Regions from separate parts of the Mus musculus genome. Here region 1 is linked to region 2. A link is a contact called in ENCODE Hi-C or POLR2A ChIA-PET data. All regions are on one chromosome and are shown on one strand. Each heading gives the region's core, a stretch centred on a gene start or an enhancer-like site at or near the end of the contact. The rest is flanking DNA. Distances are from core to core; before and after follow the strand shown. Region 1 holds the start of Ube2j1 (ubiquitin-conjugating enzyme E2J 1). Region 2 holds the start of Lyrm2 (LYR motif containing 2).

What was found. A loop is a pair of places that touch in the nucleus more often than their neighbours do. ChIA-PET counts read pairs that join two places held with the same protein, here RNA polymerase II (POLR2A).
Region 1: a map of heart shows a loop between it and region 2 (3-fold over the local background). The contact joins the promoter of Ube2j1 here to the promoter of Lyrm2 in region 2. A Hi-C loop is called at or near these places in 4 of 37 maps with a recorded cell type or tissue (heart and left cerebral cortex). POLR2A ChIA-PET finds 5 or more read pairs at or near these places in 1 of 5 experiments (Patski).

The regions. Positions count from the first base shown.
Region 1 is chr4:33,027,616-33,034,309 of GRCm38, forward strand. It overlaps Ube2j1 (ubiquitin-conjugating enzyme E2J 1), which reads left to right and starts at 3,765. Exons shown (of 8, transcript NM_019586.4): 1 at 3,765-4,001. The coding sequence starts at 3,971. 4933421O10Rik (RIKEN cDNA 4933421O10 gene) reads right to left here and starts at 3,708. Exons shown (of 2, transcript NR_036602.1): 1 at 3,242-3,708; 2 at 1-2,906.
Region 2 is chr4:32,795,827-32,802,678 of GRCm38, forward strand. Lyrm2 (LYR motif containing 2) reads left to right here and starts at 4,433. Exons shown (of 3, transcript NM_175364.4): 1 at 4,433-4,509; 2 at 4,784-4,924; 3 at 5,317-6,442. The coding sequence starts at 4,465. The coding sequence ends at 5,397.

The DNA of each region.
Region 1 (6,694 bases), core at 2,515-5,014, 230 kb after region 2:
TCCCAGTGATATTACCGTATGCACACGGAACTCAGTCCATACCTGTACCCCTTGAAGTCATTCCGGGGTCGTGTGCCTGCTGCTGAGCACAGAAGGTCTGGGATAGCTGCTGTGTTCCCAGACACCGGGACCGATTGAGTCCATCTGGTTCTAGGAACTCAGTTCTGAAGGCCAGGGCTCCTGGGGAGCCTTAGGGTCTAAGAGGGCCAGGCCTCCTCCTGAGGAGCTCTTAGGTTTGGGTACTCCCTTGTCCTCTTACACTATATTGGGATACCAGTAGAGGACCTGGGATTCAGTGAGTGTTTGGGAGGCCTGGGTTTCTAATGGCTGGCTGGCCGAATTGTTGTGTGAGTGACTGGACAGATTCTGCCCAGAGAGTGGCATTTTTGTTATTAATGTCTCTGTCCCCTTTGGTTCTGTCTCAGGGCTGAACCAGAGAGAGCTAGTCTATTCTCTAGGTTCTTTGAATTAGTGATTAGAAGCCAACTTGGCGTGTGCACCTCACCTTTAAGGGAGAAACCCACTGCCCTTGTTAGGTGTTCTGTGAGTTGTACTGATTCCTTTCTGGGATTATACTCGTGGTTCCAGGAGCCTCCACCCTCTGATCCAGGAGCCTCCACCCTCTGATTCCATCTGTGTTTCATTTTGTCTAGACTCCCCTTCTGCTTCTCTCCTGTCACCCCAAGCTCTATGACACTCACTCTCCCCACTTGGCCCCTTTCCCAGCCTTCTTCTCTACTTCTCCCAGACTCTCTGACACTCAGAGTCTGATCTCAACCCTTCTTACCCCATTGCTCAGTTCCCATTTATGAGAGCCAGAACCTAGTTAATACCCGGTCCTCCTCCTAAAGTGCTCCCTGAGCCCTTAGGGCAGGCCATGTATGATAAGGTCTCAGACAACACAGAGACAAATAGCAACTTCTCAAACAAAGGGGAGTTTGTCAAACATCTGAGTTGTGCGAACAGGGTCAACCTCGTACTTATGGGACCTGCCATCCCCACTGGTATGGGACCTGCCATCCTGATAGCTACCCATTCTCCCCCTCTTAGGAGGAAAAGCTAATTCCATGGCTGAGTGGTAGTTAGCTAGTTCTGTAAAAAGAGAACGCCCTTCTCCTTGTTTTTAATTGAGGCAGGGTTTCTCTGTGTCGCCCTGGAACTTGATCTGTAGACTTTGTAGACCAGGTTGGCTCCAACTTCCGGGTACCGGGATTAAAGGCATATGCCATCACACCTGGCTCCCAAGAGTTCAGATAATGTAAGTCAGAGACTCTGCCACTGGGCTAGTCGGCTATGGATAGACTATGGACAGTCATCTAAATACTAAGTAAGAGGTGTCACCCCCTGGATCCACCAAATCCAGGTAAAGAAGACTTCCTGAGAAGGAAGAGGCCGGGACGCTAAAGGTCCACGCAGACCAGCCTTGCCTTCCAGAGACTTCAGGGACCAGCTTTCCGGCTCTGCTCTGGTTACAAAGCTAGAAGCCAGTGGGCACGCATTGGAAACTAAGGAATCCAAACAGAGACATCAAGCATTTGAAAAGTAACTAAAAGAAACACTAAAAGTAACAAGGAGTGAAATGACTAAAGTAACACCATTTTGTCCTGATCTTACTCGGGCTCCATTTTGTGTCTGCTTGAGCACTTTCCCAGCTCCTTCACCCTCCCCCCACCCCAACAACATTCACATCCGCCTTGGCAGCACATTTGGGACTTTCCATGGCTCAGATACATAACCAAAATATTTGCTGGTTGTATAGTCAAAACAAATGCAAACAAGCTCCCCTGACCCCGACGATGCGATGCCGTTGTGGTTTCTCTTTAGAAATGCTATACCCTGAGCAGAGAGAGTCTTTGGGGGCAAGAGCCTGCTCTTGGTTGCTGGCTTAATAAAGGACTGTAATTTGGCCTTATATATGTGTGGTGGTCTATAACGTCTCACCTGGACTGTAGCAGTAAAATATACCAAGAAGCTAAGAACCTGCACTGTACTCAAAATAAATAAGAGAACTTAAATGAACTGCTCAATTTCTTCAAGACTTCAATTTTCTTCAACCATTAAAATAATCTGTGTCACTGCCAACACTCATGAAGAGTAAATGAATTGATCAAGCATTCAACGTCCAGTAGAGCTTGTATCAGGATGTCAACGCTAAGGGGAAGGGGACCACATTCACAGGGCTTTGTCTAGAGAAACGGGGAACAACACATACAACACATGGGGATTGTAGCTCAAAGCTGTCAAGACTCTGAAGTGTTTTGAACTTCATCTTTTGTTATTTGCAGCATCGCCAGAAACTGGTTTAAGTTTGTTTTTTATTTTTTAAAGTTATCGTCAGGATTATTATAAAAAATAAGATGAAATTCTTCCAAATTTTAATTTGGGATGGAATCTTTTTGTTTGCTGAAAATTGTTACTTTCTTCTAGGAGGGAATTTGTTCTGAAGAAACAAAGTATTCTTTTGACAAACCTACATTTCTGGGAAAATTAATCTTTCCGACCCAGTTAACAGTCAAGCAATTAGTAACTTTTAGCATTTACTCCTTTTTTAAAAAAAAATCATATTTACCCTCTCTGTACATGTTTATATTTAGAAAAAAATTAAGAGTTGACTTTTCTCTTGCAGTGATTATAATTAAGCTTTGCCATGGGCCCATAACTCAATGCCGGATTTGTTGCTGTCTTTTACCTAAGGAAGAGCCCCCAAGGACGAGGTGATGTGGCTTCAAGAATAAAATAAAAGAGAAACATCCTTATCTCCATTGTTGGGAGGAAGAGGAGAGCCTCAGGGCAAAGTGCCTTCCGAGTCTGGCTGGCGGGCGGATGGGAACGACTACACCCCCTCGGCAGGCCTGGTCATGGGGCCGGTCGGAGCAGCGCAGGTTGCTGGATGCTAAATTTGAGGACTGAACACAAAGAATGAAAGCTTAATGGAGAAGCACATTGAAGCTCGGTTTTGCTTGCTTCTCTATTCTTCAGATTATCACCGTACTATTCAGAAAACATCGCCTTTAATGGCTTAGAAGATGCCACTTAAATCTTTTTTTTTTCCCTCCTCCTTCAGACGGCTGGGAAAAATTACTGACATTCCCACAAACACATTTGACAATGTTAAACAAGAACACTAATCTGTCTAATTGGTTAATCTTCATTCCACCTATAACCTTCTCTAATCTCCGCTGGCTCCCTCCCTTTTTTGAGGCCCTTTTATCTCGGTAAGCCGTCCGAACCAGAACCTTACTTTCTCTGTCCTCCATGATCCGAAAAGACAAACGCACCGCATCTCTTTCAGACCGACCTGTCCCATTTATGCGTTTTTATTAACATTCCAGGCGACCCCTTGGTTTTATTTCTGGGAGGTTCTGATGCACCCCGAAAAACGCTGCCTTAGCTAACCGCACCGCGGAGCTAGGGGCCACTCCCGTCCATCGCACCGAGGCCAACTGCGGGCTCGGAGAAGCGCACATCACGGCGCCGCAGTCCCAGGCCGCGCTCGCCCGCCCGCCGCTCCGGGCTGCGCCGTTCCTCCGAGCTCCCTGCGAGCTCCGCGGGAACCCCTGAAGGGCCCGCGGCGAGTCGGTCTCCCGGGCTGGGCCGAGGGGACGACGAGGGTGCCGCCCGTCTCCCCAGGGCTGCCGGGCGGGCGGGATTCGCGGGACCGCCGCTGCCGAGTGACCGACCGCCACGAAGCGCCCGCCACGTCAGGCCGACTTCACAGACCCGGCGCCGGCGGTGACGCAGCGGCGCGTCAGCCGGGACGTCAGTCCCGCAGGCCGTCCGCAGCCCGGCGCCCCGTTCGGCGACGCCCCGGCGCCCGGCCGGCCCTCAGGGAGGCGGACCCCGCGGCACGCACCTCGCCCGCGGTCGGGCTGGACTGGGCGGTGTCAGCGGAGGCCCTCGCTAGGCGCGTCCGCCGCGCGAGACCCGGGCAGCTGCGGCGCCGACGAGAGCGGCAGCGGGGACGTCCGCCATGGAGACCCGCTACAACCTGAAGAGCCCGGGTGAGCCGGGCTGGGGCGGCGGGCGGGCGGACGGGCGGGGGACCCGGGACTCAGAGCGCGGCGCCTCGGCCCGCTCGTGTCCGCCGGCCCTCGCGGCTGCTCCGGGCTCGCGCTTTACGCGAGGCCGCGGCCGGTCCGGGGGTGCAGGCCGCAGAGCGGGCGGCCGCTGCGGATCCCCCGATGCGCTGGCGCTCCTCCGCTCCTGGCCTCTTCCTCCCGGTGTCTGCGGAGCGAAGCAGGAGACAGCCGAGCCAAGGGCAGGTGCGAAGGCGACGACGGTCCGCACTACTGACCATCCCTGGCCGCATCTGCGTCCTTCGTGTCCCCTCCGCCTCTGCCGACGAACTTTTGTTAGGTGTTTGACTCACATTTGAAATATCCCATTTTTATTGTGGTTGAAATATCCAATTTCAGTATTTGGGGGAGAATTTATAGACGTAGAAAAAAAAAATATGTCCTGTAGCTAAACTAGTTGAGCTGTGCACTTGGGAATTAACCATGATTTGGGGGGGTTGATTGCTACTTTGAATTTCTTTCCTTCAGTTAATGCCCTCAGACAATCCTGGCCTCCAGTTATTTTCTGGTGCACTAAAAACAATGCCAAAAACAAAAAACAAAAAACCCATTATCAGTTGTCATATCTTTTAAGGCAGACGTAGCACAAATTACTGGAGCCTAAAAAATGTACTTTGATAATTTGTCAGGGGGAAAAAACTCCTCCCTGTTAGCTCTGAATAATAAGCCTCAGGGTATTGATGATCATTGAACTAGAACTCTCGTCACCGTTTGTTTTCTTTCCCACACTGCTTCTTAGTTTGGACTTAAGTCTGATATCTTTATGGGAAAGAGTTGGTATTGTGAATCTTTTTAAAAATATATATATATTTTAAATTTTTAGAATATATAAAGGAAAAGCCAGAGAATATTGGCTGAACAGAATGTTGTTAGCTTGAATGCTGATAAGTAAGTGGCCTTAGGGACCAGATGTAGAATTAGTCATTTCTACGGTGTTTGTTTAAAATTTGACCACGCCTGTGTAAGAATTATATGGCTGAATTTTAATGGGACATGTCTCTGTCTTCAGCCCATCACTTAAAACCTGAAGAGTTAAAAAAGGTCAGAGAAAGTAGAAATGCCTGGATTTTACCATTTTGATGCCAGAATGATTAAATTAGTTGGAATTTTGTTGTTGTTGTTTTGAGACAGTTTCTCTGTGTAGCTCTGGCTGTCCTGAAATTCACTCTGTAGACCAAGCTGGCCGAGATCCTCCTGCCCCTGCCTTCCCAGAACTGACATTAAAGGTGTTTGCCACCTAGCTAAATTTGTTGGACTTTTAAAATCAAACTGTGCAGTAAATTGTACAGTACTTAGTCACACCTAGAGCAGCAGAGGTCCTTAGGCAGATGTCCAGAGAATAATGCAGTGTGAAATGTTGTCAGGAAATTGTTCAATCTTTTTTTTTTTTTTAACAACTTCCTTTTATCTATCTTTTTATTTATGTGCATTTTTTTCCCTTGCATGTATGTCTGTGTGAGGATGTAAGATCCCCTGGAACTGGAGTTATAGACAGCTGTAAGCTACCATCTGGGTCAGTTTATAAGGTCTTCTGGAAGAGCTGGCAGTGCTCTTAACTTCTGAGACCTCACTTCAGCCCCAAATTTCTCCTTCTTGATAGGCTATTGTACCCAAGATTATGATAAAATTTAAGCAACTTTAGAAATTTAATACATTTCTAGATGGGTATGGTGATTTGTGCCTTTAATTCCTGCATTTGGGAGGTAGAGGTAGGCAGATCTCTGTGAGATCCAGTCTGATCTACTTAGTAAGTTAATAAATTTTGAAAGTAAGTTGGACTTCGGTTGACTCTTGTATCTGTTTACAAATTCTCTTCTCTAGGTGATGCTATTCTTTAAAAAGCTTTAAACTGTCTTCCCTGTTGATGTAGGTGATTTTGAGTTCGTAGAGAAGGTAGTTTCAATGAACTCTAGAAGTTGCCAAAGTGCCGAGAAGTCTGGTGATAATGCTTGCTTTGTTTTAGTCTCAAATCTTTGTTACTTGTAGATTACTGACTGTGAGAGGAAGTAATCGAAACATCTCATTTCCTGTCTGCTAGTGTTGGGTTATCTCAGAGATAAGGATGGGAAAATCTTGGAGGACACAATACAGACTATGGTTAACCGTTGTGTCCTGCATATGGTAACTTTGTTCCATCGTACCAGAAGCCTGGGAATTATCCTGTTCATCCTGTTGGTATCAACCGAAACTTCACACTAATCAGACTTTCCAGTGAACCCAGACCATATCAACTGGTCTGCATAGAATATGTGATTGAACATTTTTACAGATTTCCCACAGATCGAAAAGGTCTCTGTGAGTTGTAAAAACCAAATTCCTTGGTATCCCAACCTTCTTCAAACTCCTCTATTTCCCTCAGATATCCCATGGATTTATAGCATCCAGGGAGCTGCTGCCCTTCACGTGTTAGGCATCTGGTCTCCCACAGAGACACCTTTCACAGTGGTGCCAAGACAGTCTTCAGTCTTGGTCAGCTCCTTTACCTCTGCCCTGTGGTGAAGGTGTTACTGTGTCATCAAACAGATCCATTAAACAAACACTCACTAGATCTCTTCTCAAATTGACAGTGTTTGAGCAGCAATCATTTAGCAACAGTAAAGCTCAGAGTTAGGTTGGTT
Region 2 (6,852 bases), core at 3,183-5,682:
CTGAAGCTGGCCATCTCCCCCCATGCGGAGTGGAAATGCCTGGGAGGTGGTGGAGTCCACTGCGGGAGGGTCTCTCCTTCCCCGCAGTCGAGACACCATGGGAGAAGGGGGGGAAACCTCGGAGGTGGTGGCCGCCTCTTCTTCGTCGTTCTCCCTGGCAGAGGAGGAGGGTTGTGCTCTGTACGGCGGGGGGGTCCTCTGTGAGAAGGTCAATGAGGGGTCCGCCGCTATCAGGGAGAACCTGGGGCTTAGGAGGTTTGGACTTTATAGAGGGGGTAAGGGCAGGGTAAAGGGCAGATCGGGACGGAGGTTGCGCAGAAGGACCGGGCGGGAGGACGGGAGCTGTCGGCAAGGGAGGAAGTTTAGGAGACACAAACGGTTTGACCCACGGAGGGGGGTCATAGGCAAGTGTCTCCCAGGTGACGATATATGGGACCTGATCCGGGTGTCCGTGGGGACCAGGACAAAACACTCTAGACTTAACCTGAGAGATAATACTTAAATTGAAAGTACCATCCTGAGGCCATCCCACATTGAAAGTTGGCCATTCAGCGGAACAGAAGGTAATCCAGCGCCTCTTCTTGACATCCACAGACTGGTTGGATGCAATGCGCTGGACATCTCCCCAGTGCTGCAAGGTTAAACTCAGAGGGGTAGTTACGGTCTGTCCCATGATCTCGAAAACACTTAAAGACAGAAGAAAACTAACGAAGAACAAAAGAACAACAAACAAATCAGACGCGCGGCGCGGCTTCGGCGTAAAACCGAAAGCAAAAATTCAGACGGGGGCGGGAAGTGTCTCTGTCTCTCGTCCCCCAACAAAGCCACGTACAGTGGCGGAGCTCCAAAAAGTCCGACTCGGGTAGGTTAACTGATACAGAATGGGCCACAAAACGGGCCCCCGAGGCCGCTGGGACGTCTCCCAGGGGCTGCGGCCGGGAATACGAACTCGTCAGTTCTTCCGCGGAACCGCCAGATACAGATCTAGTTAGCTAACTAGTACAGACGCAGGCGCAAACATTGGATGCCGGCACAAACACGCACGAAGACAGAGACAGACACGAAACGACCGCTGGCCAGCTTACCTCCCGGCGGGGGGTCGGTGGTCCCTGGGCAGGGGTCTCCAAATCTCGGTGGAACCTCCAAATGAAAGACCCCCGACGTGGGTAGTCAATCAATCTGAGGAGACCCTCTCAAGGACCAGCGAGACCACGATTCGGATGCAAACAGCAAGAGGCTTTATTGGGAACACGGGTACCCGGGCGACGCAGTCTATCGGAGGACTGGCGCGCCGAGTGTGGAGTTTTTACCCTTTTTATAGGGCTGGGGCTGGGGAGCAAAAAGCGCGGTTACAGAAGCGAGAAGCGAGCTGGTTGGTTAGTTCGAATAAGGCTTGGGGTATTTCTCGGTCATTTGGGGAAACTGAGGTGGGACTTTTTAGTTCTAAACAATGTCTATTTTCAAGAAATGGGTATGGGAGGGGTACGAGGAGAGGGTCTAATGAAGGTTCAACAATGGGCACATATCTGGTCAGAACATTGGCAGACACACAGGTTCAAGGAGTGACCAGAGCACTGTGCACCTCTATTTTTCTAAATCAGTGAAGCTAGTTCTGCTAACACTGACGTCTATCGGGGCTTCTGTGTCTGTTGCTGGTTCCGCTTTATCTGAGAACCATCTGTTCTTGGCCCTGAGCCGGGGCCCAGGTGCTTGACCACCGATATCCTGTTCGGCCCCTGTCCCAGTGCTATTCAGCCTTGATCTTTAACTGTTAATCTATAACTGAACTTCCTTGTAACTTTTGAGAACCCAGCTCTGGTACTTTTTCATGCCTTGCAAAATGGCGTTACTGCAGCTAGCTTGCTAAGCCTTATGGTGGGGTCTTTCATTGGTAGAGAGACCACCACCACCTGAGAAGACCGAGACTGTGAAGGCCCACCCAGAGCAGTCGCATCTTCCAGAGACTTACAGGGACTGGCTCTCCAACTCTGCTCTGGCTACAAAGCTGGAATCCAGTTGGGCTCACCCATCTGAAACTAAGCAGAGATGTGGAGTTGGAAATCATGATGTTCCTTCCCCCATTTAGACCCATGGTCATATTGGTCACTCATGGTCCTATGGGGCTAGCCCCAATGGCTGTATCTAAAAGTAATAGCTTTCTAAAAAATTATCTGATTTATTCATGAAGTTACTCCTAACTATGCATCTAAATGTCAGTTGGCTCTTACAAATAATAACTCTTTTTTTTTTTTTTTGGCGGGGGGTGGGGGTGGGGGTGGGGGGTTGAGACAGGGTTTCTCTGTATAGCCCTGGCTGTCCTGGAACTCACTTTGTAGACCAGGCTGGCCTCAAACTCAGAAATCCGCCTGCCTCTGCCTCCCGAAAATGATAACTTTTTAAAGCCTTTTTTAAAAAATTTATTTTATGAGTACACTGCCATTCTTTTCAGAAACATCATAAGAGGGCATCAGATGTCATTACAGACCATTCTGAGTCACCATGTGGTTGCTGGGAATTGAACTCAGGACCTTCGGAAGAGCAGTCAGTGCTCTTAACTGCTGAGCCATCTCTCCAGCCCCAGTCCTTGTATCCTCCTTGTAGGTCTAAGGATTCTGAAGAACCAGTACCTGCTCCCTCTGAGAAATCAAATATTTAAAAGCCACTAAAAAGGGGCTGGAGAGATGGCTCAGCGTTTAAGAGCACTGACTGCTCTTCCAAAGGTCCTGAGTTCAAATCCCAGCAACCACATGGTGACTTCCAACCATCTGTAATGGGATCCGATGCCCTCTTCTGGTGTGTCTGAAGATGACTACAGTGTACTCATATATATAAAATAAACACATTTTAAAAAATAAAATTAAAATAAAAGTCACTAAAAGAAGTGAGAAATGAAGTGACTAAGGTAATGTCTTTTTGTCCCGATCTTACCCTGCTTTGTGTTGGCTCAGGCACATATTTAGTCCCTTAAACCCCTTGAATCGTCACATCCATTATGGCAACACATTTGGGACTTTCCATGGCCTCAGATACATAATCAAAATATCTTCTGGTTGTGTAGTCAAAACAAATACTACCATATTCCTGACTTACACCTGACAATGATGGCATTGCGTCTTTTGTCTTTAAAAAGACTGTACGCTGAGCTTTGGCGCTGAGAGTTATTTGAGGCAAGAACCTACTCTCAGTCAATTAAGTAACACTGCATTGACCTTCAAAGCTTTCCTACTCAAAGTATAAATCTTTGAGACAGGGAGTATATATCTATATGACAACATTGCCTGTGGCTAACATGAGTGTAGAGAAAAGAATGTACAAAATACCTGTTCTCGGTGCCCAATTTAGACCCAGCACTAATTATGAATCTTATAAATATCCCCAGGTGATGTGGAAATTAGCTCAGTGCCTTTCCAAGGGTCATAGAAAATATCCTAACAAGAAACTACTGGATCTGCCAGAACAACAACATAAAAAGCAAAATTTATAGCTTGATACCTGGCCGAGATAAAACAAGACTGATCGAATTATTTAGACAATAAAAGACCCTGCATTCAAAAAGATTACTACAATGACCTGAGAAAGTCATGAATTATTTAATAAATGATCTTGAATTTTTAGTCTAGTGGCTGGAAAAGAACTTAGATCCATAGTGTGTCATAAATGAAAATAACTTACGTGGAGTAAATATAAAACTGATCATAATAATACACTTTTACAACAGCTGTGAGTAGAAGACAATATTGTAAAGTCTCAAAAGAAACAAATATGTTAGCCGGGCATGGTGGCGCACGCCTTTAATCCCAGCACTTGGGAGGCAGAGGCAGGCGGATTTCTGAGTTTGAGGTCAGCCTGGTCTACAGAGCGAGTTCCAGGACAGCCAGGGCTACACAGAGAAACCCTGTCTCGAAAAACCAAAAAAAGAAACAAATATGTTAATGTAGAGTTAAAGCTCTCTATATAAAGAAATTATCCAAGGGCCATTGAAATGGCTCAGACATTAAAGGTGCTTTGCCCCAAACCTGATGATACAGGTTTGATCCCCAACGTCCCATGTTAGAGAAAAATTGAAAAACCAAAACAAAACACGAGAAGCAGATTCAATAACCTGACTTCTGGGTATGTGATGTGGGGGACAAAAACAAAAAAGCGAGAGGGCACACGAGTAGGGAAAGCGCACGGAGTCGCAACGATCGAGGCGACCTGCGTGCTGTAGGATAAAGTGTAGAGAAAAAGAGAAGCTTCCAGGATGCAAACGGAATTTGCCAGCATAATGGCGGTCTTCTCAGTTATACACAGCAAGGGTGCTCAAAAGGCACACATTTTCTCCCCTCCCGTAAAAGCGACCGAGCTCCTGGGTTCTCCGCGGAAAACCCAGGACTCGCGCATCCGTCTCCTCCTTCCGCTTCCGTGACCAGGGTGCCCGAGGGCCACTTCCGCTCCTGAGCCGCAGCAGCTTCCGTGGGCAACATGGCGGCATCCCGCTTGCCTCCCGCAGCCCTGACGCTGAAGCAGGTACTGCTGATCTCTCAGCCCCGCGGAGGTGTCCTGTGTGGTCGCGCTCCCCCTGCGACCTGGCTCGCCGCGGCCACCGCGGGCCTCGGCCGACAGCCTCAGCCTCCCGAGGGCGGAGCTGCTAGGCGTGCCCCGCCCTCGCAAGCCGCCCGCCCGCCGGTCCGCAAGGATTCTCTCTTGTTCTGTTTGCTAGCGAGGACCAAAGGGCTATTTCTGCTTGCTGAGTGGAGCCGGCTGGTTTGTGGTAACTTGTCTTTCTCCTTCCCTTGAGCAGTTCATGAGAAGGCAGCAAGTTCTCCTCCTCTACAGAAAGATTTTGCGAGCGATTAGGCAAGTTCCAAGTGATTCTGACCGAAAATACCTTCAGGATTGGGCCAGGGAAGAATTTAAAAGAAACAAAAGTGCCACAGAAGAGGTGAGAGCAAGACCACGCTGGGGCCACGGCTCCTTTGTCCCATTGTATCACTGAGCTTGTGAAGTTTAGCGAACACCTTGGAATATGCCACAGAGAATTTGCTCACTGCCCACTGGGTATTTTACATTTGTTTTGCAGCACATCTGGCTTTGTATTGTGTAGCCTAGCGTCCAGCTTTCCACTTCACACTACTGTTTTTTTTTGGGGGGGGGGGGTGGATGGGGGGAGTGCCTTTTGGTGACAGGATTGAATGTAGTGCCTTGGGCATTGGTAAGCCCACAGCTACAACCTGTAACAGCCACTGTTGGTTCTTGACTGTACCAGATACAATAATAGAACTTTGCCGTGGTTAAGCTGGTAAAACAATGACTAGATTGTCCTTTCCTCCACAGGATACAATCCGAATGATGATAACCCAAGGCAATATGCAGCTAAAGGAACTAGAAAGGACGCTTGCCTTAGCCAACTCGTAACTGGAAGATTTTTCATGTGTTTTGCACAGGCTCCGAGCCACTGTCATAGAGCACCCAAAAAGGTGATAATCACTCTGATCAAGAATATAAGTGAAGCGTGTTAATATTTCCACTACAGTCCGTGGCTGTAATAATTAAACGTGAACTAATGTCAAGATGAGAGGTTGGAATCCTCAATTGCTCAGAGGGAAGGTGAAATGGCAGCCCCTTTGAAAAACAGACGACTAGTTAGCAATTCTTAGAAAGGCAATGAGGACAGGGCTGGTAAAGATAGCTCCTCATGAAGACTCTTGCTGCCAAGGACAGAAGTTTGGTCCCTGTGACACTCATATCGTGGAAAAAAAAAAAAAACCACTCCAGAAAGTTGCCCTCCGACCTCCACACAGGCACTGTGGCACACAAACCAAAATGAGTGTATGTTGTGATGTGATCACAAGCTGTTACAAAGTCAGATGCAGGACTGGCAGTGTACTGCCCTAGAAAAGTGATTCTCTTGCTGTGGGTCATGACCCCTTTGGGGCCAAACAACTCTTTCACGGGGGTCTAGTATTAGGTATTTATGATTCATAACAGCAATATTACAGTTATGAAGTAACAAAATTTTTACAGTTGTGGGTCACCATAAAATTAGAGCTGTATTAAAGGGTCACAGCATTAGGAAGGTTAAGAACTGGCTAGAAACAGCGCTAGATCTTGCTTGAATAACCTGCTTTGTCCTTCAGAGTTCTGAAGTGACTTTCTTCAGGTGTGACATGGTTTGATAACCATAAGACTGAGGTCTCGCGGAGCTTTAGTGGAAATAGCTAAGAACACCAAGAAGAGGGAGCACTGGGTGGGCAGTTCAGCTCCTGCACCTAACATCCTCATGAAATGATGAATCAGAGCACTGACTGCTCTCCCAAAGGTCCAGAGTTCAAATCCCGGCAACCACATGGTGGCTCACAACCGTCTGTAATGAGATCTGGTGCCCTCTTCTGTTGTGTCTGAAGACAGTTACAGTGTACCTATAAATACAATAAACAAATCTTTAAAAAAAAAAAAAAAGAATCATCATTAAGGAGCATTGTACTCTGCATTCTCCTGCAAACACTGGAAAAAGAAATAGGTCACAAAGTTGACAATTTAGTGGAATCTTTGAAAGTGACAGCTTGTTGATGAATCTGAACTTATACTGTGAACAGAAGGCCCATCAACACAGAGAAGCCAAACAGAGGCTGACTAGGATCCTGTGCTGGGGTGCCTGAAAAGACGTGCAGCAGCGCACTGTGCTGGAGCCTTAGGGCCCACGTGCAGTTCTGCATGAGAATGATCTCATGCTCTTAGAAGTCAGGTTTTTAAAAACTACATGGCTCATGCAAAAATAGCTGACAAGCATTGTGAACAACTTGAGGTTTCATTTTTGAAACAGGATCTCCCATTCTAATTCTCCACCCTCCACCTTCCAAGTGCCAGAAT